2 separate regions of the Homo sapiens genome follow, and region 1 is linked to region 2. Evidence: read pairs that join two places in POLR2A ChIA-PET (ENCODE). Cell type or tissue: Caco-2. All regions are shown on one strand. Each heading gives the region's core, and the rest is flanking DNA. Links, peaks and the distances in the headings are about the cores only.

Region 1 (15,025 bases), core at 4,083-9,082, 150 kb before region 2:
CCTCAGTTTTGCCTCTGTGAGGTCTCCCTGCCAACCTCAGGCAGAGGTGGCTGCTTTGGACTGTGAATTCCCACAGCATCCTACAGATACTGTTGTTCTCGCACTTCTCACAAGATACTTGAATTCCTCACTTCCATGTCTGGCTCCACAATTAGACTGCAAGTGTCTGGGGCCTGGTCTGAGTCATCTCCGTATCCTGAGCTCTAGTACTTGGCCTAGCCCTGGGAGCCTTGGTGAATACTCACTGATTCTTTTTCTTTCTTTCTTTCTTTTTTCTTTTCTTTTCTTTTTTTTTTTTTTTTTTGAAACGGAGTTTTGCTCTTGTCGCCCAGGCTGGAGTGCAATGGTGTGATCTCAGCTCACTGCAACCTCCGCCCTGGATTCAAGCAATTCTCCTGCCTCAGCTTCCAGAGTAGCTGGAAGTGCCACCATGCCCAGCTAATTTTGTATTTTTAGTAGAGACGGGGTTTGTCCATGTTGGTCAGGCTGGTCTCGAACTCCCGACCTTAGGTGTTCTGCCCGCCTTGGCCTCCCAAAGTGCTGGGATTACAGGTGTGAGCCACTGCGCCTGGCCTGTTTTTTTCTTTTAATAAAGTAGACATGGGGTCTCACTATGTTGGCCAGGCTAGTCTCCAACTCCTGCCTCAAATGATCCTCCCACCTCGGCCTCCCAGGTTGCTGGTATTACAGGCCAGAGCCACTGCACTCAGCCAATACTCACTGATTCTATGAATGAATTGAAACCAAACACCATCCACGAATGAAGCATTGTTTTCCACACGTCCTAATTTCCTTGGCTTTCAAGGCACTCAGACCTCCCCGTTTCATTCCTAACCTTTTTAGATCACACACACACAGACACTTGCACACACCCACACATGCACGCTCACACAAGCACCCCTCTCTATGGAGGCCTCCGACTTCCTAAACGATGGCTGAATCCTGGCATTTTCCCCTAAAAACAATGCCACCATATACCTATTTTTGTCCATGTTCTCCACCCCAACATACCTCACCACAGCTGCTGCTCCTGGGGTTTCCTACACCATGAGGCAGCCACGGAAACTGCCAGGGGCTGTGTCCCTGGATCCAAATCTTCCCTCCCACTGTCAACCATACTGAGGTGGTCTCAGCCACCCTCTTGGCCACCCCTGGCCCTCTCAGAGGGCGTTTCAAGCCCAGAAAACAGAAGTCTAGCTGTTGCTAATGTCACCATTATTGATCCTAAAGAAGATTGTCTTCTTAGGCTGTCTTCCGGTTTTTGTTTTTGTTTTTGTTTTTTTTGAGACAGAGTCTCACTCGGTAGCCCAGGCTGGAGTGCAATGGCACAATCATGGCTCACCACAACAGCCTCGACCTCCTGGCTCAAGGGATCCTTCCACCTCAGTCTCCCAAGTAGCTGAGACTACAGGTGCATGCTACGACACCCAGCTAATTTTTAAAATTTTTTGTATAGACGGGGTCTCACTGTATTGCTCAGGCTGTTTTTGAACTCCTGGGCTCAGGCGATCCTCCTGCCTCAGCCTCTCGAATTGCTGGGATTACAAGCGTGAACCACTGTGCCCGGCCTTGGGCGGTCTTATTGTCTGATGGAATCCTGAGGACCAAGTTGAGGCCAGTTCTCACCTCAGCCCTACAAAAGGCCTCCAGGAACACATATTCTGCATATTCTGCCAACAGAGAGACTTCAGCCTTGGCAAGGCCCCTGGACACGTCCGTGGCCTGCAGTGCCCAGACTCGCTGGTGCTGGTGTTTTGTTCCTACCATGGGCTCATACATTATGCAGGAGCACGGGCAGTGCCCCAGGCTTGTGTGTTGCCAGGCAAGCCAAGACAAGGGATGATGTATGCACCCCACTTTGCCAAGGCCCCATTTCTTTTCTTTCTCTTTTTTTTTTTTTTTGAGATGGAGTCTTGCTCTGTTGCCCACGCTAGAGTGCAGTGGTGCGATCTCAGCGCACTGCAACCTCTGCCTCCCAAGTTGAGTGATTCTCCTATCTCAGCCTCCCAAATAGCTGGGATTACAGACGCATGCCACCATGCCCGGCTAATTTTTGTATTTTTAGTAGAGACAGGGTTTCACCATGTTGGCCAGGCTAGTCTTAAACTCCTGACCTTGTGATTTGTCCACGTCGGCCTCCCAAAGTGCTGGGTTACAGATGTGAGCTACTGCGCCTGGCTGTGCCGAGGCCCCACTTCTATCCACATCACAACATTTGCTGGGGGCAGAGAAAAACTGACTTCACAATAGCCAGCTAACCGCAAAGTCTCCTCTCCCGAAGTTGGAAGCTGGAGATGTCAGATGTATCATATGTAGTTCCGCACTTCCCCTAGGAAAGGGCAGACAGGATTGTATACTTCCAATAATCGTGGGGTGGGTGGGAGATCAGAGATGCAGAGTTCCCAGAAGATGAAAGAAGCTTCAGCAGGCTTGGACGTGGGAAGGGACCTGGCAGTTCTGATTCTGATCTAATACTTTCAGCTGCCTCCAATGGACATCCAACGATATCATCTCCCAGAGATTAAGAAGAGGTTCACCAGCCTCCTTAGTATAAAATGAAAGGCTTGTGTTTAGGTAATTACCCTGGGGGAATAAAGAAGCAGTGCTGAGCTAGAGCTGGTGTCAACAGAGGCCTCTCCACAGACTTTATCTTACTTAATCCTTACAGGAGGCACGAGTGGCAGAAACAATTACTTCCATCTTATAGGTTGGAAATAATAATGGCCCAGTTGGAAACAAAACGAAAAAAACCTTTAGGCCAGTGCAGTGGCTCACGCCTGTAATCCCAGCACTTTGGGAGGCCAAGGCAGGCGGACCACCTGAGGTCAGGAGTTTGAGATCAGCTTGGCTAGCATGGCAAAACCCCATCTCTACTAAAAATACAAAAATTAGCTGGGCATGGTGGCAGGTGCCTATAATCCAAGCTACTTGGGAGGCTGAGACAGGAGAATTGCTGGAACCCATGAGGTGAAGGTTGCAGTGAGCCAAGATCGCACCACTGCACTCCAGCCTGGGTGACAGACAGAGACTCCGCCCCCAAAAAGAAAAAAAAATAGCTGGGCGTGGTGGTGCATGCCTGTAATCTCAGCTACTCGGGAGGCTGAGGCAGGAGAATCACTTGAACTGGGGAGGCAGAGGGCAGAGGTTGCAGTGAGTTGAGATCATGTCACTGAACTCCAGCCTGGGCGAGAAAAAAAAAAAGCCTTTAGAACCAGGAAAGATCTGGATTTGAATTCTAGTTCTGCCACAGTATATCTGTGCAACCCTGGACAAGTCAATTGACCTCACTGAGCCTCAGTTGTACTCATGTGGAAAGTGGGGATAACCCTCAGGGACTGGCAGGGCTTTCTGTGATTATTTGAGAAAATGTATGCAAGGCACATGGCATAGAATGAAGGCTCATTAAAATATATAGCCAGGTGCAGTGGTTCATGCCTGCAATCCCCCAGCACTTTGGGAAGCTGAGGTGAAAGGATCGGTTGAGCCCAGGAGTTCAAGACCAGCCTCAGAAACATAGTGAACTCCATCTCTACAAAAAAAAAAGAAAAATTAGACATGCATGTTTTCTAATTTTCATGTGTATTTATGGTCCAACTACTTGGGAAGCTGAGGTGGAAGAATCTCTTGAGCCCAGGAGTTTTTTTGTTTGTTGTTGTTGGTGGTGGTTTTTTTTTTTTCTTTTGGAGGCGAAGTTTCACTCTTGTTGCCCAGGCTGGAGTGCAGTTGTGCGATCTTGACTCACTGCAACCTCTGCCTTCTGGGTTCAAGCGATTCTTCTGCCTCAGTCTCCTAAGTAGCTGGGATTACAGGCACCCGCCACCACGCCCAGCTAATTTTTGTATATTTAGTAGAGACAGGGTTTCACCATGTTGACCAGGCTGGTCTTGAACTTCTGACCTCAGGTAATTCACCCGCCTTGGCCTCCCAAAGGGCTGGGATTACAGGCGTGAGCCACCACGCCAGGGCTGAGCCCAGGAGTTTGAGACTACAGTGAGCTATGATTACACCACTCCACTCCAGCATGGGCAACAGAGTGAGACACTATCTCAAAAAAAAAAAAAATTATAGGCCACGTACAGTGGCTCACACCTGTAATCCCTGCATTTTGGGAGGCTGAGGCGGGTGGATCACCTGAGGTCAGGAGTTTGAGACCAGCCTGGCCAACATGATGAATACCCAGTCTCTACAAAAAATACAAAAATTAGGCTGGGTGTGGTGGCTCTCACCTGTAATCCCAGCACTGCGGGAGGCCGAGGCAGGCGGATCACTTGAGGTCAGGAGTTCGTGACCAGCCTGGCCAACATGGTAAAACCCTGTCTCTACTAAAAATACAAAAATTAGCCGAGCATGGCGGCACGTGCCTGTAATCCCAGATACTCAGGAAGCTGAGGCAGGAGAATTGCTTGAACCTGGGAGGCAGAGGTTGCAGTGAGCTGAGATTGCACCACTGGACTCCAGCCTGGGTGACAGAGGAAGACTCCATCTCAAAAAAAGAAAAAAACCCAAAACCAAAAAGCAAAAATTAGCCAGGCACGGTGGCACATGCTTGTAGCCCCAGCTACTCAGGAGGCTGAGGTGGGAAGATTGCTTGACCGCTGGGGGCAGAGGTTGCAATGAGCCGAGATTGCGCTAGATAGATAGATAGATAGATAGATAGACAGACAGACAGACAGACAGACAGACAGACAGATGACACAACAGGCAGGGCATGGTGGCTCATGCCTGTAATTCTAGCTACTTAGGAGGCTGAAGAGGGAGGATCAGTTGAGCCCAGGAGTTCAAGGCTACAGGGAGCCATGATCATGCCACTGCACTCCAGCCTGGACGACAGATCGAGATCTCATCTCTAAATATATACATTTTGAATGACTATTAATGAATATCACAATGCGTATGTGTATAGCAACTGTGCTTTACACAGATCTCATTTAATCACCCCAGCAGCCCCAGGTAGAGGTGCTGCTGTTTCATTGATGAGGAGCCCAAGGCTCAGAGGAGTTGAATCCCTTGCACAAGGATGCCAGGCTAGTGACTGGCAGAAGCAGGACTTAGGCCTGGCAATGGGACTTGGTGTGTGCTCAGTGGAGGCTCAGAGAGGTTGTGAAATTTGGCCAAGGTCACACAGCCAGTCTATGTGAGAAGAAAGGGATTGGACCCTTAGCTGTCTGACTCCAATCACCTGCTGTGCCCTCAGCTTTTTCTGGTGTGCAGATAGAGGGTGGGACTGGCATTGCTTGGGACAGTCCCTAACCTGGGACAGGTAAGTAAAAATACTAAATAATAAATGCTCTGGCACGCCAGCCAGGACTTGCCCCAGAGCCCAGGCGGGGGGAATCGGACCCTTCCCTGGGTATCATGTGGGAAACAGGCCACTTCTGGCCACTTATTGTTTACTTATTCACAGCCTTTGATGATATCACACTTGCACACCTCCGCAGGGCACCCGGTGGAGAGGATGAGTGAAACAGCCTGTGGGCGGCAGAACCTGGAAGAACAGAGAACGGTAAACTCAAGGCCAAGGGTAAATTGGGTGGCGGGTCTCTAAGGACTGCCTGGGGGTGAAACTCACCTGGGGAGACAGGCTAGGGGAAGGAAAGATGGTGGCCAAAGTCACAGAGGCTTGGATGGGCCCTCCTATACCCCTGCCCTGCACTGCCCCTCCACACGTGGTGGACTGCCTAATGCTCTATGTTTTGTTTGTTTTTGTTTTGTTTTTGAGACAGGGTCTCCCTCTGTCACCCAGGTTGGAGTGCAGTGGCGCGATCATGGCTCACTGTGGCCTCCACCTCCCTAGCTCAAGCGATCCTCTCACCTCAGCCTCCTAAGTAGCTGGGACTACAGGCACACAGCACCACGCCCAGCTAATTTTTTTGACTTTTTGTAGAGAGGAGGTCTCACTGTGTTGCCCAGCCTGGCCCCATGCTTTCTGGCTGCACACCCAGGCCAGGACAGGCTGGTGTGTCTCCCTTCCTCTGCTGGGATGTCCTGAACACCCATTGACCACCCGACAAGGGTTCAGAGTATGTGGTGCATCCCATCTTGGGTTTATTTTAGGTGGTATGTCAGCAAGAAGACACACACACACACAAACACACACCACACACACAAACACACACAACACACACACACACAAACACACACCAAACACATCAACACACACACCATACACACACCACATAAACACACATACCACACACAAATACACACACACACCACACAAACACACACACCACTCACCACACACATACCACATACACCACACACACACCACATACACCACACACACACACCACACATACCACACACACCACACACACACACCATACACACCACACAAACACACATACCACACACACAAATACACACACACCACACATGCACCACACACACACCACACACACTACACAAACACACCACACACCACACACACCATACCCACGCACACCACACACACAAACCACACACACACACACCACACACACAAACACACACAAACACCACACACACACCCCATACACCCACCCCACACACACCCCACCACACACACACCACACACATCACACACACACCACACACACACCCTGAACAAGCTACTCTCTTTCTCTTTCCAATTCCCTTTCAACGCTTCTGATTACTGCAGGAGAAACTCTCAATTTGCTGCCAGAAACCCTTTAACACCTTTCTCTCTGTGCTTATCTTTTTGTTCTTTTTTTTTTTTTTTTTTTTTTTTTTTGAGATGGAGTCTTGCTTTGTCGCCCAGGCTGGAGTACAGTGACACGATCTTGGCTCACTGAAATCTCCACCTCCTGGGTTCAAGCAATTCTTCTGCCTCAACCTCCTGACTAGCTGGGATTACAGGTGCATGCCACCACGCCCGGCTAATTTTTATATTTTTAGTAGAGATGGGGTTACACCATATTGGCCAGGGGCTGGTCTCGAACCCTTGACCTTAGTTAATCCGCACCCCCCCGCCGCCCGCCGGCCTCCAAAGTGCTGGGATTACAGGCTTGAGCCACTGCGCCCGGCCTGATCTTTCTTTTTTGAACAAGGAGAGAGCCAGCCTCCAGTTCAGAATGAGCAGCTGCCCATAGTATCTAGCTAGAATGTTATAAAATGTGTTTTCATTTTGTATATTTTTTGTTACCTTCTGTTTATCACAGGTGGTACTGGTTTTCTATTTTCCAGAGTGATAAAAAGTTTCCTTTTAAAGTACATGGTAGCCACAGTGGCTTACTTCTGTAATCCCAGCACATTGGGAGGCCAAGGCAGGCAGATCGCCTGAGGTCAGGAGTTTGAGACCAGCCTGGGCAACAGGTTGAAACCCTGTCTCTACTAAAAAAAATACAAACAATTAGCCGAGTGTGGTGGCAGGCACCTGTAATCCCAGCTACTCGGGAGGCTGAGGCAGGAGAATAGCTTAAACCCAGGAGGCGGAGGTTGCAGTGAGCCGAGATCGCACCATTGCCCTCCAGCCTGGGCAACAAGAGCGAAACTTCATCTCAAATGAAAGAAAATAAAGTACATGGTTAGTTTAGCACTGTGGCTCATGCCTGTAATCCCAGCACTCTGGGAGGTGTGAGGCAGGCAGATCACTTGAAGTCGGGAGTTTGAGACCAGCCTGGGCAACATGGTGAAACCCCATCTCTACTAAAAATACAAAAATTAGCCAAGTGTGATGGCACACACTTGTAATCCCAGCTACTCCAGAGGCTGAGGCAGGAGAATCGCTTGAACCTGGGAGGCGGAGGTTGCAGTGAGCTGAGATCGCACCACTGCACTTTAGCTTGGGAGACAGAGTTAAAAAAAAAAAAAAAAGGACATGGTTAGCTCATGCTAACCATGGTGGTTCACACCTATAATCCCAGCACTTTGTGAGGCCGAGGCAGGAGGATCGGGCGTATTGCTGGAGCTCAGGAGTTTGAGACCAGCATGAGCAACATGGCGAAACCCTGTCTCTACCAAAAATACAAAAAATTAGCCGTGCATGGTGGTGGCTTGCCTATGGTCCCAGCTACTCAGGAGGCTGAGGCAGGAGGATCACTTGAGCCTGGCAAATGGAGGTTGCAGGAAGCTGAGATGGCACCACTGCATTCCAGCCTGGGCAACAGAGTGAGAACCCCATCTCAAAAAATAATACATGGTGAAAAACAAAACAAAACGCACAACCTGTGCTCTGAAAATCAGATTACTTGGTTCAAATCCCCGCTTGTGCCACTTTCTACCTGCATGACCTTGAGCAAGCCACACAACCTCTCTGTGCCTCAATTTCCTCATCCGAACAGTGACTGAGAGTATGTCTCACCTGACACGTGATTTGTGCCTATAATCCCAGCACTTCGGGAGGCCAAGGTAGGAGAATGCTTGAGGCCAGGAGTTTGAGACCAACCTGGGCAACAAATCGAGACCCCCATCTGTAGGAAAAACTTAAAAAATAAGCTGGTAGTGATGAGCCTGAGAGCCTGTAGTCCCAGCCACTTGGGAGGCTGAGGCAGGAGGATCCCCTGAGCACAGGAATTTGAGGTTACAGTGAGCTAATCGTACCAGTGTACTTCATCAAGGGAGACAAAATGAGAGACCCCGTCTCAAAAATCAAAACAAAACAAAAACCCCAGTATGTCTGTCTTAAGATTATTGTGGATATTATGTTAGTTAATATATATAAAGGGCTTAGATTGCTGCCGGATGTCTAGTAAATGCTCTATAAATGTTTGCTTTTTTTTTCTTTTGGAGACGGAGTTTTACTCTGTCACCAGGCTGGAGTGCAGTGGTCTGATCTCGGCTCACTGCAGCCTCTGCCTTTCAGTTTCAAGCAATTCTCCTGCCTCAGCTTCCTGAGTAGCTGGGATTACAGGCGTGTGCCACCACGCCTGGCTAATTTTTTTTGTATTTTTAGTAGAAATGGGCTTTCACCATGTTGGTCAGGCTGGTCTCAAACTCCTGACCTCATGATCCACCCACCTCGGCCTCCCAAAGCATTGCGATTACAGGTGTGAGCCACTGTGCCTGGCCTAATGTTTGCTCTTATTAGGTCAAATAGAGAAAAACAACAACAACAATAACAACAACAAAAAACACCCATAACTGACCATAACTGAGGTTTTTTTTTGTGGGGAAACAAAGGTTTGGAGAAGCTAGAGGCTGAGTTAGGATATTGGTAAGTTTCTGGATTCCCAGTCTAATTGCCAGCCATTTCAATCTTCAATAATTAATATAACCTCTCAGCTTCCACTTAATCACTTGCAAAATGGAACTAATCCTATCTCATTGGATGTTGGGATTGATGTGTATAAAGGCGGATCAGAGGCAGGGCACGGTGGCTCATGCCTGTAATCCCAACACTTTGGGAGGCCAAAGCGGGTGGATCACTTGAGGTCAGGAGTTTGAGACCAGCCTGGCCAACATGGTGAAACCCCGTCTCTACTAAAAATACAAAAATTAGCTGGGTGTGGTGGTGGGCGCCTTGGGAGACTGAGGCAGGAGAATCGCTTGAACCCAGCGGGGGCAGATTGCAGTGAGACAAGATCGTGCCACTGCACTCCAGCCTGTGCAAAAGAGTAAAACTCCATCTGAAAAAAATAAAATAAAATAAAATAAATAAGTAAATAAATAAATAAAGGCGGCTCAGAAAATGAGCATTAGGACAATGATGCCTTCTCAACTGGTATAATATCGCCCCCAAGGGGGCAAAAAACTTACTCTTTTTAATATGGAAAAGATATATGTAAATAGACATAAATATATCTGTGTTATTAAACTTTCGTGATAGGCAGCGATTAGAAAAAAAAGTGTAAAAAGGGCTCCTTAGGGGAACAATAATGAAAGAAAAATTGAGAAACACTGCTCTCCAAACCAAGATTTTTCCCGCTTGGCTTGTTTAGCCACTAGTGGGCAGTGAAATTGGCTTAATGGGTCATGATCAATATTTGGTGGAAAAATGGTCTAGAAAATTCCACAGGGCACTGCATATAGTAAGTCAGAATGTGTTGTGCAAAGGTTTTCCATTCAACGTGTGGGTGCATGAACTGCAGTCACAAAATAAAAGATATCTCGGCTGGGCGCCATGGCTCACCTCTGTAATCCCAACACTTTTTTTTTTTTTTTTTTGAGACAGAGTCCCACTCTGTGGCCCAAGCTGGAGTGCAGTGGCGTGATCTCGGCTCACTGCAAGCTCTGTCTCCCAGGTTCATGCCATTCTCCTGCCTCAGCCTCCCAAGTAGCTGGGACTACAGGCACCCACCACCATGCCCAGCTAATTTTTTGTATTTTACAAAAATTACAGGCGTGTGTAATCCCAACACTTTGGTAGGCCAAGGCGGGCAGCTCACTTGAGGTCAGGAGTTCAGACCAGCCTGGCCAATATGGTGTCTCTACTAAGAATACAAAAATTAGCCAGGCGTGGTAGCATGCACCTGTAATCCCAGCTACTTGGGAGGCTGAGGTAGGAGAATCATTTACGCAGGAGGTGGAGGTTGTAGTGAGCTGAGATTGTGCCACTGCACTCCAGCCTGGACAACAGAGTGGGACTCTGTCTCAAAAAAACAAAACAAACAAACAAAAAATAAATACATAAAGAAATAAAATAAAAGATATCTCTTGTGGGTCACTATTAAAAAAATTTAAAGCCATTGCTCAAAACCACAATTTTCTCCTCTCATATTTTCTCTCTCAGACAAGCCTGTGCAGCCTTGGACTGTTTTGCTCTCAACAAGAAGAAATCGACAAGGAAAGGAAGAAATGTAGGAGAGAGTCCAGATTCCAGTGAGACTCGGGCCTGACTCTAACCAGCTCATGGCCTGTAAACTTTCCTCCCTTCCACATTTTCTTGTCTAGGGTAAGCACAGGTGCAGAGGAAAATGACCATCCCTGGTCACACTCAGTGGCTCACGCCTGTAATCCCAGAATTCTGGGAGGCTGAAGCAGGAGGATCGCTTGAGCCCAGGAGTTGAAGACCAGCCTGGGCAACATAGCAAGATCCCATCTCTAGAAAAAAAAACCTCCCCAGATTAGCCAGGTGTGGTGGTGCACGCCTGTCATCCCAGCTACTCAGGAGGCTGAGGTGGAAGGATCACTTGAGCCCGGGAGGTGGAGGCTGCAGTGAGCTGTGATTGTGTCACTGCACTCCAGCCTGGGTGACAGAGTGAGACTCTGTCTCAAATTTAAAAAAAAAGAAAAAGAAAATAACTGCAGAGGGGTGCTACTCCTCCTCACTCCTTCTGCCTCTCCTACTCTCATCCCTTCTCTTCCCCTTTTTCCCTCTCCCACCTTCTCTCCTCCCCTCATGCCTTCCCCTCTCTTCGCCTCCTTTTCTCCAGACTTGGAAGGCAGCGGTCACATTTACCGATTTTGTCATGTACTGTATGGTCTGAAGCATGTCATTCAACTTTTCTGAGACTCAGATTTCTCAGCAGTAAAATGAGGAAGTTATTTGTAAGGTGGCATAGATGATTAAACGGGAACATGTATATAAAGTATTTCAGCCTGGTGCCTGGCATACAGTGGGTGCTCAGAATGACAGTAACTGGCTACTGGCTACCGTGTGAAGTATTGTAGTTTCTATGCATTGGCATGATTTAGTCCTCACAATGAGCTATGCAGGAGCTGGGCAAATAGCAGGGCAGGCTGCCTGGTTTCAGACCCCAGCTCAGGATCTTTTCATATATATATATATATATATATATTTTTTTTTTTTTTTGAGACAAAGTCTTGCTGTGTTGCCCAGATTGGAGTGCAGTGGCACCATCTCGGATCACTGCAACCTCCGCCTCCTGGGTTCAAGCAATTCTCCTGCCTCAGCCTCCTGAGTGATTGAGATTACGGATGTGCACCACCATACCTGGCTAATTTTTGTATTTTCAGTAGGGATGGGGTTTCGCCATGTTGGCCAGGCTGGTCTCGAACTCCTGACCTCAGGTGATCCACCCCCTTCTGCCTCCCAAAGTGCTGGGATCACAGGCGTGAGCCACCATGCCTGGCCGCTCTTGGTTTAACTTTTAATTTTCAGAGTCCCATCCAGAGGGAAGAAAATAAAGTAGCTAAAGAAGCAAACACTGGCCGAGCATGGTGGCTCATGCCTGTAATCCCAGCACTTTAGGAGGCCAAGGCAAGGGGATTGCTTGAGGCCAGGAGTTCAAGACCAGCCTGAGCAACATAGCAAGACCCCATCTCTATAAAAAGTACAAAGATTCCTTTCCATAGAACATAGCTAAAAATTTTTTTTTAAATACAAAAATTAGCTGAGTGTTGTGTGCACACCTGTAGTCCCAGCTACTCTGGAGGCTGAGGCAGAGGCTAAGGAGGATTGCTTGAGTCCAGAAGTTTGAGTCTGCAATGAGGTAGGATCATGCCATTGCATTCCAGTCTGGACAACAGAGTGAGACCCTGTCTCAAAAGAATATGAGGAAGAAGCCGGGCGCAGTGGCTCACACCTGTAATCCCAGCACTTTGGGAGGCTGAGGTGAGCAGACCACCTGAGATCAGGAGTTCGAGACCAGCCTGACCAACAGGGAGAAACCCCATATCTACTAAAAATACAAAATTAGCCAGGCGTGGTGGCGCATGGCTGTAATCCCAGCTACTCGGGAGGCTAAGGCAGGAGAATCGCTTGAATCTGGGAGGCGACGTTTGCGGTAAGCTGAGATTGCGCTATTGCGCTCCAGCCTGGATACCTGGATAACAAGAGCGAACCTCCATCTAAAAAAAAAAAAAAAAAAAAAAAAAAAAAAGAGAGGAAGGAGGAGGAGAAGGATAAGTTCTGAAAATATGAATGAGGATGTCTAAATTGTATTCAGTGGTGTTTTTTCCCTCCTTTTTAAAAAAGCCTTTCAGTTCCTTAGGAAAATAAGTTTATGTTTTCTATATCTGCCTAACATTATAGGGACAAATAAATTCAGAAAATATGATTTTAAAAAATTTTTATTCACTTCCTGACTGTTTAACCTTGGACAAGTTACCAAACCTCTCTGTGCCTCTGTTTTCTGATCTGTAAAACAGAGGTGCAGTAATAATCCCTACCCACAAGGTTGCTTTGGATAAATGACTTGATATTTTTAATTAAATTTTTTTTTTTTTGAGACAGAGTCTCGCTCTGTCGCCCAGGCTGAAGTGCAGTGGCGTGATCTCGGCTTCTCAGCTCACTGCAACCTCCGCCTCCCAGGTTCAAGCGATTCTCCTGCCTCAGCCTCCCAAGTAGCTGGGATTACAGGCACATGCCACCATGCCCAGCTAATTTTTGTATTTTTAGTAGAGATGGGGTTTCACCATGTTGGTCAGGCTGGTCTTGAACTCCTGACCTTGTGATCTGCCCGCCTTGGCCTCCCAAAGTGCTGGGATTACAGGCGTGAGCCACTGCGCCCAGCCCTTAATTGATTTTTTTAGAGACGGAGTCGCACTCTGTGGCCCAAGGCTGGAGTGCAGTCTCGTGATCAAAGCTCACTGCAGCCTCAACCTCCTGTCCTCAAGTGATCCTCTTGCCTTGGCCTCCCAAAGTGCTGGTACTACAGGTGTGCACCACCACACTTGGCCTTTTTTTTTTCTTTTAGAGTCAGAGAATGCAGATCAATGTCTGACCTGTAGTCTAAGCAGCATTTAATGATGTGACACTAATTATTAACCCAACCTCACAGATGAAGAAATTGAGGCCCATAAAGGCTTTGCCCACCATCATTCAGAGAAAGGAAGAGCCTAAATTTAGAATTTTAAAAACTGCAGCTTCACTTAAGGGGCACACATTTTAAGAGGATGCCTCGAGAATGTTTACATATGTATACACTGGTGATCAATATAAGGCCATTTCCAACACTTCAGAAGGTTCCCTGGGGTCTCCTCCCAGTCAATACCTTCCCCAAGTTAAACGCTGTTCAGATTTTTCATGATAGATGTTTTGCTTTTCTGAATTTGATGTAAACAGAGCCATACAGTGTGTTTCTTTATTTGTTTCTTTATTTCAGCAATAGGGAAGTGAAATGTTTCTTTGATTATCTGTGGACTCTGAATTTGAAGTCCATGTACACCCACAGTAGAAATGGCCTTCTTTACCTTTTATCCTACACCGCCTTTTAAATCAATAATTACTTAGGACTACTTTTTTGGGGGGGCAGGGTCTTACTCTGTTGCCCAGGATGGAGTGCAGTGGTATGATCATAGCTCACTACAGCCTTGAACTCCTGGGATCAAGCAATTCTTTCCATTCTTTCGCCTCATCCTTCCAAGTACCTGGGACCACAGGTATATGTCATTGCACTGGACTATTTTATTCTTCTTCTTCTTCTTTTTTTTTTTTTTTTTGAAACACAGTCTCGCTCTGTCGCCCAGGCTGGAGTGCAGTGGTGCCATCTCGGCTCACTGCAAGCTCCGCCTCCCAGGTTCACGCCATTCTCCTGCCTCAGCCTCCGGAGTAGCTGGGACTACAGGCGCCCGCCAACGCGCCTGGCTAAATTTTTTGTATTTTTAATAGAGACAGGGTTTCACCGTGTTAGCCAGGATGGTCTCGATCTCCTGACCCCGTGATCTGCCCGCCTCGGCCTCCCAAAGTGCTGGGATTACAGGCGGGAGCCACCGTGCCCGGCCTATTATTCTAATTTTTTGTAGAGACAGGGGTTCCACTATGTTGCCCAAACTGGTCTTGAACTCCTGGCCTCAAGTGATCCTCCCACCTCGGTCTCTGAGGTGCGGGGATTCCAGCCTGAACCACTGCACTTGCTGTTTTTTTTTTATTTTATTATTTATTTATTTATTTATTTATTTTTTGAGACAGAGTCTCTGTCGCCCAGGCTGGAGTGCAGTGGCGAGATCTCGGCTCATTGCAACCTCTGCCTCCCGGGTTCAAGCGATTCTCCTGCCTCAGCCTCCTGAATAGCTGGGATTACAGGTTCCCACCATCACGCCTGGCTAATTTTTGTATTTTTAGTAGAGACAGGGTTTCCCCATGTTAGCCAGTATGGTCTCGAACTCCTGACCGCAGGTGACCCACTCGCCTCAGCCTCCCAAAGTGCTGGGATTACAGGCGTGAGTCACCACGCCCGGCCCT
Region 2 (15,025 bases), core at 4,790-9,789:
TAGACTGGCCTGGGCCTGCCCAGCTCAGCGTTATCAGTCTGTTTCATATTATTTATTATTTTAATTTTCTATTAAATTATTGAAATAAAGTTAAGTTGAGAAACTGGTGCTGGCTCCTGGGGAGAGGGACGGGGAGATGCCTGTGTTAGGAGGTATCTGGCCGGGCGTGGTGGCTCACACGTGTAATCCCAACTACTCAGGAGGTTGAGGCAGAAGGATCACTTGAGCCCAGGAGTTCAAGACCAGCCTGGGCAACAAAGCAAGACCCTGACTCTACAAAAAAAAAAAAAAAAGAAAGAAAAAAAAGGAGGTACCTGTTTGGTTGTACTAGGAGAAGACATAAGGCCCTGCCCCAGCCTCTCCCTGCGAAGGAAGTAGTCGGGAGTTAGGAGAGGATTCAGAATTTATATTTCAGTGCTCACTAGCCAGTTCCCATCCTCCGCCCCCGCCCACCCCCGCAGTAGAGAGGAGGTCCTGGCTACCATCAAGCCGTCCCTGAGCGCAGTGTCTCTCCAGCCTGGGTGTGTGAAGGGAGCACCTTCCTTCAAGGGTCTGGGGCGAAGACAAAGTCGAGGGCCTGGCGCTCAGCCCCTGCCACGTTGGGGTGCCAGAGGTCCACGATGAAGACCACTCGAGGCCCATCTTCGGGGGAGCCTAGGGCACATGGGACAGGAACAGCAGAGCCACTGACATTAGGTACTTGCACACCAGAGCACTCACCAAACACCATAAAAGCAAACAGTAAATAAGTGGCAGGCCTTGTTCTAACCCTTTAAATGTATCAAATCTTTTTTTTTTTTTTTTTTTTTTTTCCTGAGATGGAGTCTTGCTCTGTCACCAGGCTGGAGTGCAGTGGCGCAATTTCGGCTCACTGCAACCTTGGCCTCCCAGGTTCAAGCAATTCTCCTGCCTCAGTCTCCCTAGTAGCTGGGATTTCAGGTGCTCATCACCACACCTGGGTAATTTCTTTGTATGTTTAATAGAGACGGGGTTTCACCATGTTGGCCAGGCTGGTCTCGAACTCCTGGCCTCAGGTGATCCGCCCACCTCAGCCTCCCAAAGTGCTGGGATTACAGGCGTGAGCCACCATGCCCGGCCGATATGTATCAACTCTTAATCATCAAAACAAACTGTGGTATTACCATAATTATCCCTATTTTATACAAAGCAACAGAGGCATAAGGAGGTTAAGTCCTTTGCCCAAGTGCAAGAGGTAGGACAGGAACCCAGAGTCCTGTGCTGGTAACCGCTTTTCTGTGTACGTAATATTATCTCATTTAATCCTTGCAGTTACTTGATGAAGAAGGTGGTGGTCCTAGGGCATTGGAGAAGTTATGCGGCTTGTTCAAGGTCATGCAGCTGGAAGATGGTGGTGGTAGGACAGGAAGTCCGTTGGGCCTGATTCTGCTGCCTTCTAGTCAACGCTCCTTTGCTCCTGAGTCCCTCATCCCCCCTGCAGAATGGGCACCCCGTTACCATTGTGAGCCACTGTGTGTAGAAAAGAGTCGTCCACCAGTAGACAGTGCCCCTCAGCCCAGCACTGGGGCTCACCGCCGACCACCAGCTCACAGCCAGGAGGGATCTTTAGGCCTGTAAGAAGAGACGCGGGCATCCAGCACTCCTGCCTCCATCCCAGGGGCCCATCCTGGCCAGTCAATTAGCAACTAGCTCTAAGTGTCTTAAATGCCAGGTTTTGTGGTCATCCTCCTTTCTTTCCAGAAAGTGGCCACAGTATAATTACAATACAGTCCTGGAGGAGGGAAGTGCTAGGAGATTAGGGAAACGCTGCTGTGGGTAGTGTGACCCATCTTTTTTTTTTTTTTTTTTTTGAGACAAAGTCTCACTCTCTCACCCAGGCTGGAGTGGAGTGGTGTGATCTCAGCTCACTCTGCTTCCCAGGTTCAAGTGATTCTCGTGTCTCAGCCTCCTGAGTAGCTGCTGGGATTACAGGCATGTGCTACAATGCAGGGTTAATTTTTTGTTTTGTTTTTTTTTTTGAGATGTAGTCTTGCTCTGTCGCCAGGTTGGAGTGCAGTGGCATGATCTTGGCTCACTGCAACCTCCGCCTCCCAGGTTCAAGCAATTCTCCTGCCTCAGCCTCCCGAGTAGCTAGGATTACAGCTGCCTGCCACCACGCCTGGCTAATTTTTGTATTTTTAGTAGAGATGGGGTTTCGCCATGTTGGCCAGGCTGGTCTCGAACCCCTGAGCTCAAGTGATCTGCCTACCTCAGCCTCCCAAAATGCTGGGATTACAGGTGTGAGCCACTGCACCTGGCCAGACCCGTTATTTTATTTTATTTTATTTTATTTTATTCTTATACAGACAGTGCTGGTCTTGAACTCCTGGCCTCAAGCAATCCTCCTGCTTTGGCCTCCCAAAGTGCTGGTATTTCAGGGATGAGCCACGGCACCTGGCAGCAACCTCTCATTTCGAGAAAAGAGAAGGCTTCCTGGAGGAAATGGCTTTTCCTCCTGGGCTTTCGACAGTTTGACTCAAGAGCTTACTGTGTGATAGGCGCTGTCTCACTGAGAGGTATAAGATTAAAGACGTTCCTGGCCCAAGGACCACATGGCTGAGTGCTGTGAGGAAAGTGAGCAGCCAACTCAACTGATGGGGGAACAGGAAGCCAACCCAGAGGAAGTGTGGCACTTGAAAACTTGAGTACTGAAGGCTGAGTAGGAGTTTTTCAGGAGGTGGTACGGGGGAAGGGGATTCTAGGTTGAAAAGAACAGCACATGTGGCATCTGTCAGGATTGGCCAGAAGGTTTTCATGATTTAGAGCACAGAGAGAGGGAAGAGAGGAAGGATTGGGAACTGATCCTGAGGCTAGTGTGCCCTGAAGTGTAGGACACATCCAGCTGGCAGCACAGGAGATGATTGGGGGCAAAACAAGGTCATGGCATGGAATAACAGAAAATTATTTCCTTTTCCATTTTCTTCCAGTCTTTAAGACATCAAAAAGTGCCAGGTGCGGTGGCTCACGCCTGTAATCTCAGCACTTTGGGAGGCCAAGGCAGGAGGATCACTTGAGTTCAGGAGTTCAGGTCCAGCCTGTCTTTACACAATTTTTTTTTCTTGTTTTTGAGATGAAGTTTCGCTCTTGTTGCCCAGGCTGGAGTGCAATGTTGTGATCTCGGCTCACTGCAACCTCCGCCTCCCGAGTTCAAGTGATTCTCCTGCCTCGGCCTCCCGAGTAGCTGGGATTACAGGCATGCGACACCACACCCAGCTAATTTTCTGTAATTTTAGTAGAGACAGGATTTCTCCATGTTGGTCAGCTGGTCTCGAACTCCCAGCCTCAGGTGATCCGCCTGCCTCAGCCTCCCAAAGTGCTGGGATTACAGGCGTGAGCCACCGCGCCTGGCCTACGTAAATTTTTAAAAAATCAGCCAAGCATGGTGGTGGGCACCTGTGGTCCCAGCTACTCAGGAGGCTGAGGTGAGAGGATCCTTTGATCTCAGGAGGTTAAGGCTGTAGTGAGCCATGTTTGTGCCACTGCACTCCAGCCTGGGTGACAGAGTGAGACCCTGTCTCAAAAAAAAAAAAAAAAGAAAAAGAAAAAATCTCAGTTTGGTGCTACTGTAACTTTGACACCCCACCAACCCTTTTAAAAAAGAAGGTGTAGGGCTAGGCACGGTGGCTCATGCCTGTAATCCCAGCACTTTGGGAGGCCGAGGCGGATTGATCACGAGGTCAGGAGATGGAGACCATCCTGGCTAACATGGTGAAACCCTGTCTTCACTAAAAATACAAAATAAAAAAAAATTAGCCAGGTGTAGTGGCAGGTGCCTGTAGTCCCAGATACTCGGGAGGCTGAGGCAGGAGAATGGTATGAACCCGGGAGGTGGAGCTTGCAGTGAGCCAAGATCGTGCCACTGCACTCTCGCCTGGGCGACAGAGCGAGACTCCTCAAAAAAGAAAAAAGTGTAGGCTTCAGGATCAGAGAGACTAGAGCACTTAACTAGAATGTTCTAGACTGTTGAAAGCTTTCTTTTTTAAATTTCAGCTTGTGTTTATGAGTACTTTCTTGTCACCCAGGCTGGAGTGCAGTAGCACAATCTCAGCTCACTGCAGCCTCAAACTGCTGAGCTCCAGTGAACCTCCCACCTCACCCTCTCCAGTAGCTGGGACCATAGGCATGGGCCACCGCGCCCGGCTAATTGTTTTATTATTTGTAGAGACAAGGTCTCACTGTGTTGTCCAGGCTTTTTATGAGTACTATTTAGGGCAAGTAATACTGATAGTGCTATAAATATTTCTTTTAAATACGTAGAACAAAAGGTCGGGGGGAGAGCCAAGGTGAAGAAACGCAGTACAGATGGGAATGACCACGGCAAAGCTTATGAAGGTGGTGTGCAGATAACCGAGGCTGAGGAAATGCTGCTGTGGGTGGCAACAGGGAGCCATGGAAGAAGAGAGGCACAATGAGAACCAGACAGCAGACGGCTCTGGCGGAGAGAAGGGTCTGGGGGGGAAATCATCGAGGCAAGGAGGTTGTCAGTAGGCGGCAGCTACTTACCCAGATGGCATCTGACCCGGGCATTGGTGGGCCCACAGCGGCCCTCGAGCCGGGCCCCAGGCAGGAGAACGGAAAAGCCGGCATTGCCGAAGGTGTTGGCACTCATAAAGCTTCGAAGCCCCCTCAGTGCCCGATAGGCCCCCGGGCACCGGCGGCAGTTGCTGGGTTGGCACCGGCCTGCTTGGTACAGCAGGAGCTGGTAGCACCCGGGGGCCAGAGGTGGGGACCAGCCCCGAGGCGGAGGGGTAGTCCCTGAGAAGTCCCAGCTCACAGCCCCGAAGTCCCGCAAAATGGCAGGGAAGCTGCTCTCCAGGAGCTCCACGTCGTGCCGCTGGGCGTCCCGCGGCACAAAGGGGGCTGAAGGCAGGTCTGGTAGGAAAAGCAGGCCTGGGCGCTGAATACCTAGGACCCCTGGCCCTCTCCCAGGGCCTGGGCCACCCTGAGCTGCCCGCCTCACTCTACCCATCCCAGCCCAGGAGTAGCGCCTTGCGTAGGCCCGAAGCCGCCGGCTCACTAGGCCTTCCGTCCTAGGTCCTTCCCCGGGATCCCCAGGACCCCCTGGGCTTGGCCCGCCGGCCTCCGAGCATCCCACAGGCCCACCACGAACACCCCCAGCTCGGCTCCCAGCCCCTAGGGCCTGCATGTCTTGGGAGCCCAGGCGGTAGCAGTACCAGAGGAACAGGGAAGTGAGGGCCCCGAAGAGCAAGGTGAGGGCCGAGGAGGCCAGGGGTAGTGGCCACGGGAGCATGATCAGGGAGGCCCTGGCCAAGAGGCCTGGGGCGTCCTCCGGACCCCAGTTCCCCTGTCCCCCCAGCTCCCCACCTGTCCCTTCCATGGCTGCCCCCTGGCTCCCCGCTGGACTGTTTCCCTTCCACATTCCACTCTGGGCTGTCTCTCTCTCCTTCCGCGGTCCTCTCTCCACGCTGAAGCTCCCTCTCCCCTCCTTCATGCACCTCCAACCCTCCTCTCTCCTTTCTCTCCCCTTTCTCTCTCCTTCTACCTCTTCTTCCTCCTCTCCCTCTGTCGCCTCCTCACCCTCTTCTTTCTCCTTCCAGCAGCCTCCTCTCTCTCGCTCTGCTTCTCTCTCCCACCTCAATCTCCCCCTTTCCTCCCCACCCCCGCTTTTCGCTCGCTCTCTCTCCCCGCTTCCTCCTAGCTCCCCTGGGCAGCGGTTCCTACCCTGCCTGGACCTGCAGTCCCGGGAACCCGCAGCCTGTCTTCCTCCGCGGCAGCTTCTTTCTCTCCGGCCTCACTGCTCTCTCCTTGCCCTCGCTCCTCACTAGCCCCGACCCTGCGGTCCTGCCTGGCTCTCGCTCCCTCTCTCCTACTCGCTCCTTCCTGGGCTCCCACTCACCCTGACGTCACTCCTTCCCGGAGCCCTCTCAGCTCAGCCACCCCCGAACCCTCCCAGTGGCACAGCAAATCAGCCGGGTGCCGGGGGAGGGGGGAGAGTTGTCGCTGGAGGTGCCTCCCCACCCCCCCCGCCCGGAAAGGGCGCCACGTGGGGCGCAGGGGCCACGGTGCCAGCCTCCAGCCGTCCCGCAATGCGAAAGAAGGGGCGGGTCGTATCGGGCGGGGCCTGAGGGGCGGGGCCTGAGGGGCGGGGCGAGCGCGGACTGACGGCTGGGCAGGCGCCCGGGACTGCGGGCAAGGATGCTGAGGCCAGTCCGTCGGGCGGCTGGTCCGTCGGTCGGTCGGCCTGTGACTCCCGCTGGCCCTAGGCAGCCCGGGAGCCCGCGAGCCTGGCAAACACCGAAAGCGGCCTCAGCCAATCGCGGGCGGCGTCGGGCCGGGCCCGCCCCGGCGGGGCGAGGGGAGCTGTCCGCGCGCCGCTGGTGCTGAAAAGGGCGCTCCGGAGGGAAAATCAGAGCCGAGGCCGCCTGTTAGCTGGCCGGGGTCAGGGTTTATGGAAGAGGAGGGGTCTGTCTCTCCTCCCCAAACCCCGGCCCGTCACCCACGAGACTTGTCACAATCGTGGAAGCTCTCTATTCCCCTGGAGGAGGGAGAGCCCATTCCACCCGAGCTACTGTAAAAGGGGAAGGGAAGCCCCTTGGGAGGTCTGAATGTGAACAGGGGGCATAATTGGGGGCCTAGCAGGCGCGAACCAAGCTATGCAGCCCCTCGGCACCCTGGGAAGAGGAGATTCAGATTCCAGATGTGCTGGAATGGCAGGCGGAGGGGGCTAATTACTGCTGGGACCAGAGAGTTTCCTTTGCCTCCCCTAGGGGCCGCGGGAGTGAGGATTACGGCCCTGGCTCGTATGATCCCTCCCTCCTCCATCTGCACTTCCTCCTCCTCCCTCCCCGTCAAATAAATCCCAGGCCCCTCCCTCCGCCCGTCCCCAGGATCTGACGTGGGCTCGATACCTTTCTCAGCTTCTCCCTCCCGCAGCTCCAGTGCCCGAGCTTCGGCTCTCCCAGTTCCCCAACCCACCCCTTCCCCTCCCCGACAAGCCCCGCTAGAGCCCAGTGGAGACCCCCTCGATCCTCGACCCCACCCTAAACCCCCAGAAGCTGTCTTTCTCCTCCCCAGTCCCCTAGCTTGGGGTCCAGACAGCCCAGTGGACCCAGGCGCCTGAGCAGGAGGGTAACCCAGGCCACCCGGCCCCTTCGGCCCTCTCGGCCCCACCCCCTGCAGCCGGAGCCGCGCCCCCTCCACCACAGAGCCGCGAGAAGAGGACAGAGGAGACTGAGCAAAGGGGGGTGGGCTCCAGGCGACCCCTAGCCCAATTCTGCCCCTCCATCCCAAGGGGCAGAGAAATTGTCTTTCTTTGCTGACTCCTACGAGGAAAAAAAAAAAAAAAAAAAAAACAATTAAAGGGAAAGATAAACGGAGACGGAGGAAAGGTGGCAGCCAGATTACTTAGAGAGGCACAGAGGAGAGAGATCGGGGTGAGTCGCCATGGGGACTCCCAGGGCCCAGCACCCGCCGCCTCCCCAGCTGCTGTTCCTAATTCTGCTGAGCTGTCCCTGGATCCAGGGTAAGGACATGAGACTGTGGGGGTGGGCCCCAGGAAGGCGTCCAGCGGGGTCCTCCACCCTCCTTTCTCTTAATATCCTGGGTCTTCCGAGCACATGGGGGAGGGGAGAGGCACAGCTGATGGGGAAGGGGCAAGCCAGAGCTTTCAGGCTTGAACCCGAAGCCCCTTAACCCTCAATATTGAGAAGGCAGAGAAATGAATGAGAGAAGCTTTTAGCAGTGTCTCAGGGGCTAGATCCAAGAAGGAGGGCTGGGAAAGTTGGGGGGATGTCTGCGGAGGCGGCAGAAGCATGGAGGGACCTGGGTGGGAGATGGAGGTGCTGAGAGAGATGCCAGGCGCTGTACACACAACTGTTCTTGGATGAATGGACAAAGACAGATGAGCAGAGGCAGGGCTCAAAGACCAGATTTTCAGTCCCCCACTCTGACCCCCAGCCAGACTCCAGGGAAGGAGGCAGAGACTGCAGAGGACCAGAGAGAGAGAGGGTGGGGGGGAGAGAGAGAGAGAGAGAGAGAGAAAAGACAGCCACACTGCAGAGACAGAAACCCAGAGAGAAAGCCAGGCACTGCGGAAGCAAGGGCTGGGAGGTGCGGCCAGATCCTCTGCAGAGCCCCAGGGTTGGGGGGAGATCACCACTGAGGTGAAAGGGAAGGCAGCACCGGCGACCCCTCTGCCTTGCTGGCGCTGTCCAGGGTCCATAAGAGCTAAGGTGTTCAATGAAGGCCCACACAGCCCAGGGAGAAGGGAGAGGGGAGGGGAGAGAAGAGGTGTGGGAGTGGGAGTATGAGGGCAGCTGGGAGCCCCTCCTCCGATCTTGGCCCTCAGTCGAGCCTGGGACCATCTGAGCCCCTGCAGGCCCAGCTGATGGAGGAGGGAGGAAGAGTTCTAGAAAATATCTCTCTGGAGAAGGAAGGGGTGTGGGGAAGTGGAGAAGCTCACACAACTTCACCTCCTAGGTCTGCCCCTGAAGGAGGAGGAGATATTGCCAGAGCCTGGAAGTGAGACCCCCACGGTGGCCTCTGAGGCCCTGGCTGAACTGCTTCATGGGGCCCTGCTGAGGAGGGGCCCAGAGATGGGCTACCTGCCAGGTGAGGCCCCCAGAGTGGCAGGAGTGGCCTAGAGGCAGAGGGAGGGATATGGGCTCAGGGAGATGGGGAGCCAGGCTAGAGAAGAGCAGGCAGAGAGAGACTGCAGAGGAAAGAGCCTGCATTCCTGTGAGATTCAGGGAACACAGAACGAGACTGTCAGAGAAAGTCAAACCTGGGCACAGACAGAACCAGAGAGACAGAGACAGAATGATTAGGTGACAGTCAGACAGAAAAACAGACACATAGAAACAGAGATGGAAATTCAGAGAACCAGACTCAGAGAAATGGTGGAAGACAGAGACAGAGAGAATGAAACACAAAAACTAGTGGATCTCGAATCATGAAATCAGAGTGCAATCAGAATACTAAACAGGGAAATGGGGAAATAAAGAGTTCGAGAGAGAATGAGACAGAGGAGAGAGGAGATAACCAGAGAGAGAACGTGATCTGAGTGAGGAGGCAGAGAGAGAGGCTCAGGGAGAGGAGTATCAGGGTGGAAGGGGCTGGGTGGAGAGAAGGGACCAGAAGAGAAAGAGGGGGGACTCAGGCTGTGGAAGCCTTGGGAGGAGGTAGGGGCTGGGGTGGGGAAGGGAAAGGTGGGGGGTGCTGTACCTTGTGCGGGAGGCTTTTGTGGTATGGCAGGGGAACCCCTAGCTTCCCTCAGCCCTGCTCCCCACCCAAGGTCCTCCATGTGCTCCTCCTGTGCTCTGATATTCCCTGCACTGTCCCAGGATCTGATCGGGACCCCACGCTAGCCACCCCTCCGGCCGGCCAGACTCTCGCAGTGCCCTCCCTGCCACGGGCCACTGAGCCGGGGACAGGGCCTCTGACAACAGCCGTCACCCCTAACGGGGTCAGGGGGGCAGGCCCCACTGCGCCAGAACTGCTGACCCCGCCCCCAGGAACCACAGCCCCACCCCCACCCAGCCCTGCCTCCCCAGGGCCTCCCCTTGGGCCTGAGGGAGGAGAGGAGGAGACGACGACCACCATCATCACCACGACAACTGTTACCACTACGGTGACCAGCCCAGGTGAGGCGACAGCAAGGGGATGGGGGTGGGAGGACCGGAGAGGTACACGCTGGGGATGGATGGGAGAGAGGCTGCTGGGAACTGTGGAAGGAGTCCTGGGTACAGATGGGAGAATAATAATAACAAAGGTAGCATTTCTGTACCCTTACTATGTACCAGGCAGTGTTCCAATTGTTTCAGCTATATAACAGTTGGGAAAGGGAGTTCTGGCTCAGGTGGGAGAGGGAGCATTGCTTAAAGATAGTGATGGACATGGTGGCTCTAGCCTGTAATCCCAGCACTTTGGGAGGCCAGGCGGGCAGATCACCTGAGGTCGGGAGTTCGAGACCAGCCTGAGCAACATGGAGAAACCCTGTCTCTACTAAAAATACAAAATTAGCCAGGCGTGGTGGCGCATGCCTGTAATCCCAGCTACTCAGAAGGCTGAGGCAGGAGAATTGCTTGAACCCGGGAGGTGGAGGTTGTGGTGAGCTGAGATCCAGCCATTGCACTCTAGCCTAGGCAACAAGAGCAAAACTCCATCTTAAAAAAATAAAAATAAAAAAATAAAAGATGGTGAGGGGGGCACAGCAGCGCACAGCTGTAATCCCAGTGATTTGGGAGGCCAAGGCAGGAGGATCGCTTGAGGCCAGGAGTTTGAGTCCAGCCTGGGAAATGTGGCAAGACCCCATTTCTACAAAAAGTTTTAAAAATTGTCTCACCATGGTGATGTGCACCTGTGGGCCCAGCTACTCGGGAGGCTGAGGAGGGAGGATCACTTGAGCCCAGGAATTTGAGACTGCAGTGAGCCATGATTGCACCACTGCACTCCAGCCTGGGTGACAGAGCGAGACCCTGTCTCAAACAAAACAAAAAGATGATGAGAAGTGCTAAGGAGAAGGGAGATGAAGGCCAGAGTTGCTTGGCTGGGAGGGCAAAAGCACAGGCATTCCTTCCATCCCAGCCATTTGTATCTCCTCAGTTCTGTGTAATAACAACATCTCCGAGGGCGAAGGGTATGTGGAGTCTCCAGATCTGGGGAGCCCCGTCAGCCGCACCCTGGGGCTCCTGGACTGCACTTACAGCATCCATGTCTACCCTGGCTACGGCATTGAGATCCAGGTAACTGGACCAAAGCATGTGACTGTGCAGCTTCCAAGCCTTTTCCTCTGGGCTGTGGGTGTGCACGGGTTTGGCCTGGGAGCCAAAGAACCTGTCTGATGACTCAGGTGACCTCAAAAACTCTTCTAGATTTCTACAACTTGGGCAGCAGCGTGGTGCCTTTTGGGCTGCTACACACAGGGCAAAGGCACAGGACAGGGGCTTTGGAAGTCAAACACCTGGCTGACTTGCCCTGGCGGGTCTGTGTCTGGCTTCTCTAGGTGCAGACGCTGAACCTGTCACAGGAAGAGGAGCTCCTGGTGCTGGCTGGTGGGGGATCCCCAGGCCTGGCCCCCCGACTCCTGGCCAACTCATCCATGCTTGGAGAAGGACAAGTCCTTCGGAGCCCAACCAACCGGCTGCTTCTGCACTTCCAGAGCCCACGGGTCCCAAGGGGCGGTGGCTTCAGGATCCACTATCAGGGTGAGGAGTTTGAGGGTGCTGCTGGAAGGGCAGGGGCCATACTGCATACACTGGACATCTTTTTTTTTTTTTTTTTTTTTGAGACAGAGTCTTGCTCTGTCGCCCAGACTGGAGGTCAGTGGCGTGATCTCAGCTCACTGCAAGCTCTGCCTCCCAGGTTCACGCCATTCTCCTGCCTCAGCCTCTCAAGTAGCTGGGACTACAGACGCCCGCCACCATGCCCAGCTAATTTTTTGTATTTTTAGTAGAGATGGGATTTCACCGCGTTAGCCAGGATGGTCTCGATCTCCTGACTTTGTGATCCACCTGCCTCAGCCTCCCAAAGTGCTGGGATTACAGGCAAGAGCCACTGTGCCCGGCCTATAGAGGGGACATCTTTAAGAACCATCGAAGCACAGGGTGCCGAAGGGGGCTTTTCCTCCTGACTGCGACCCTGGGGGGCAGGGCCCTCAGAGGAGACCCATGCATACTTATCTCACACACTCACAGATCTGTGCACACATCCGAGGGACAATTCATCCATTGAATCCAACAAATGTTTATCAAGTGCTTGCTTCATACCAGGCCCTGTGTTAGCCTTGAAGGAGGAATGAACAAACCAGGTGTAAATCTGGCTTCAACGAGCTCAGAATCTAGGTAGGAAGACAGATGAGTAATCAGGATGGTTATAATTCAAGGAGATAAGGAATATGATGGCAGAAACACCAGCGGGGGCAGCACATAGCCAAGGGACCTAAATTTCTCCCAAGGAATATGGGGACATCTTCTTGGAGGAGATGATGACTAAGCTGAGACCTGAAGGATAAATTCGCCAGGGAAAGGGTGGGAGGGAGGGAGAGAAGGAGGGAGGCAGATGGCTAAGTGGATGAAAAAGCACACTCCAAGACCCAGAGAGAGAAGACGTGACCCCCAGATGAGGTGAAGGAATTCAGCATGGAAGATAGAATTGTCCTAGCTGTGTGACCTGGGACAAGTTACTTAACTTTTCTGTGCCTCATGATCTCATCTGAAAAATAGGGATCACAATACTTAGTATTATGGGGAAGATCAAATGAATTAATACATGTCAAGTGTTTAAAACAGTGTGTGGCCTGGCGTGGTGGCTCACGCCTATAATCTCAGCACTTTGGGAGGCCAAGGCTGGTGGATCACCTGAGGTCAGGAGTTCAAGACCTGCCTGGCCAACATGGTGAAACCCCATCTCTACTAAAATTACAAAAATTAGCCAGGCATGGTGGCAAGCACCTGTAATCCCAGTTACTTGGGAGGCTGAGGCAAGAGAATTGTTTGAACCCAGGAGGCGGAGGTTGCATTGAGCTGAGATTGCGCCATTGTACTCCAGGCTAGGTGACAAAAGTGAAACTCTGTCTCAAAAACAAACAAACAAAAACACAAACAGCGTGTGGTACACAGTGAGAGCTCAAAACTGTCAGTCACTGCTATTACTTTCAAAGCACAGAAGCGGGTGAAGGGGAAATGGGCCAGAGACCAGGCTGGGAGGCAGGTCAGATTCAGACCATAAAGAGCCTTATCTGCTTCAGTAAGCAGTCCAGACTACTTCAACCTGCAGGTGTGACAGGCAGATATTTGAATTTTTTTTTTTTTTTTTTTGAGACAGAGTCTCACTTTGTTGCCCAGGCTGGAGTGCAGTGGTGATGACCTCAGCTCACTGCAACCTCTGCCTCCTAGCTTCAGATGATTCTCCTGTCTCAGCCTCCCCAGTATCTGGGATTACAGGCACCTGCCACTACGCCTGGCTAATTTTTGTATTTTTAGTAGAGATGGGGTTTCACCATGTTGGCCAGGCTGGTCTCGAACTCCTGACCTCAAGTGATCCACCCGCCTTGGCCTCCCAAAGTGCTGGGATTACAGGCATGAGCCACCACGCCAGGCCTCCTAATTTGAATTTTATTTATTTATTTATTTATTTATTTGAGATGGAGTTTTGCTCTTGTTGGCCAGGCTGGAATGCAATGGCGCAATCTTGGCTCACCGCAGCCTCTGCCTCCCGGGTTCAAGCGATTCTCCTGCCTCAGCCTCCTGAGTAGCTGGGATTACAAGCATGCCCCACCACTCCCGGCTAACTTTGTATTTTTAGTAGAGACGGGGTTTCTCCATGTTGGTCAGGCTGGTCTCGAACTCCCGACCTCAGGAAATCCTCCTGCCTTGACCTCCCAAAGTGCTGAGATTACAGGCGTGAGCCATGGTGCCTGGCCTGAAATGTTTTAAGCAGGAAAGTGAAAGCCTCAGATTTGCAATTTAAAGATCCTTCTGACTTCTGGGGGCAGGAAAGGGGGGCTGTATTCACGCACGACTGCATTTGTTAGGACCTATGACAGATGACCTGCACATGTGTGTACATCCATGCTTACCTGTGTGTGCGGGAACCTTCCCACAGTACAAGGGTGTGTTCTAGCAGACATGTGTGCATGAGGAAAGGGGCCCAGCCAGTGCCCTGTTCCAGACCCCACTGTCTTCCTATGCTTCATGGAGACAGAGAGAACTGTGTGTCGGGCCAATGCCCCCTTCACATCACCGCATGGCCTTGGCTGGTGTCACGCACTCTGCCCTCCTTGAAAGCTCTGCTGACCGCAGATGCCTTGTGTGCCTCATGCAGGGTACACCCTGAATCCTATTCTCATGTCCTCTCCAGCCTCTTTTGAGGCCTCTGCTCAGGACCTGCCTTAGGGGCTCATGTGTGCATAGCAAAGGTGCCTATTCATCGGGGGCCAGCAAGCTGGGGGACGTGTATTTGGCAGTAGGGACCTGGTTATTGGGGAGCAAGAGCATTCCTGGAGGGCCTGGGCCAAGTGCTGGATTTCAGATATTGTGAAATCTGAAGATATGGCTCCCCACTGGCTCCTTTAAGCAGCCACTTCCCCAGGGCACTGAAAATAGGACTCCTTAGGCTAAGTGGAACATTTGGGGAAGCAGGACTATTGCACAAATTGGCCTTCATTGCTCAGTCTTCCCTGCTTCGCAGCTGCACTGGGTACCTTTGGGACCAAGGCCCTGTTTCAGCCCTTCCCAACCTGCACTAGCTGGGGCCTCTGGTCCAGAGTGGCCTCATTAGTTTCTCTGAAAAGCCAAAGTCTCCTTCACCCCTCACCCCAAGTTCAGCAAACTTTCCCATTACAAAGCCCTTTCACCAACCTTAGTTTCATTTGCTTCTCACAGAAACCCTGAGAGTGGCCATTGTCAGTTCTATCTCTCAAAGGAAGGAAAAGACTCAAAGGTTATGTAGATTGCTCAACCATCTGCACGTTTATTGCAGCCAGACAACAGATCCCCGAGTCCCTGGCTCCCAGTCATTCATTAATTGAGGCTGAGGGGTGGGTGATTAACGTTTTCTCAGCAGCTTCTATGTGCCAGGTGCTTTGCGTGTTTCTTTTATTTAATTTTCAGGCCAATCTTCCCTGATAGGAATTATTATTGCCGTTAATAGGTGAGAGGCCCCTAGAGATGAAGTCACCTGCTCAAAGGCATGTAGTTAGTAAGTTCTGGAGCTAGAACTGGAACTCAGGTCTGCCTGATGACAAATCCAGTGGTCTTTGCACCGATCCATGCTGCCTCTTGGCTGCACCCATTGATCAGCCAGGCTAGCCCTTTTTTTTTTTTGAGACGGAGTCTCACTCTGCTGCCCAGGCTGGAGTGCAATGGCACAATCTCAGCTCCCTGCAACCTCCGCCCCCTTGGTTCAAGCGATTCTCCTGTCTCAGCCTCCTGAGTAGCTGGGATTATAGGCGTGTGCCACCATGCCCAGCTAATTTTTTGTATTTTTATTAGAGACAGGGTTTCACCATATTGGCCAGGCTGGTCTGGAACTCCTGACCTCATAGACT

Evidence for each region. Peaks named below come from ENCODE experiments on the same cell type or tissue, not always from the same donor. Only the 100,000 strongest peaks of a DNase experiment are listed, where the experiment ranks them.
Region 1: POLR2A ChIA-PET joins it to region 2 with 13 read pairs; 8 of 35 experiments call an interaction of 5 or more read pairs at or near these places.

Annotation. Positions count from the first base shown.
Region 1 is chr16:30,036,801-30,051,825 of GRCh38, reverse strand. It overlaps a transcript of TLCD3B not described here. Among named protein-coding and RNA genes, the nearest start is that of TLCD3B, 13 kb to the right of the region's middle. RefSeq lists a silencer at 2,981-3,181. In Caco-2, for the core only: no CTCF peak of the experiment used is centred there; no DNase peak of the experiment used is centred there.
Region 2 is chr16:29,891,417-29,906,441 of GRCh38, reverse strand. It overlaps SEZ6L2 (seizure related 6 homolog like 2), which reads left to right and starts at 6,892. Exons shown (of 18, transcript NM_001243332.2): 1 at 6,892-7,501; 2 at 8,458-8,589; 3 at 9,321-9,620; 4 at 10,582-10,721; 5 at 10,982-11,183. The coding sequence starts at 7,423. It overlaps ASPHD1 (aspartate beta-hydroxylase domain containing 1), which reads right to left and starts at 5,954. Exons shown (of 3, transcript NM_181718.4): 1 at 4,522-5,954; 2 at 1,477-1,590; 3 at 386-654. The coding sequence starts at 5,470. The coding sequence ends at 545. It overlaps KCTD13 (potassium channel tetramerization domain containing 13), which reads left to right. Exons shown (of 6, transcript NM_178863.5): 6 at 1-103. RefSeq lists enhancers at 4,229-4,933, 6,700-6,994 and a silencer at 5,907-6,336. In Caco-2, for the core only: a CTCF peak has its summit at 6,710; DNase peaks (open chromatin) are centred at 5,921, 6,251, 6,821 and 7,131; H3K4me3 peaks cover 3,107 bases.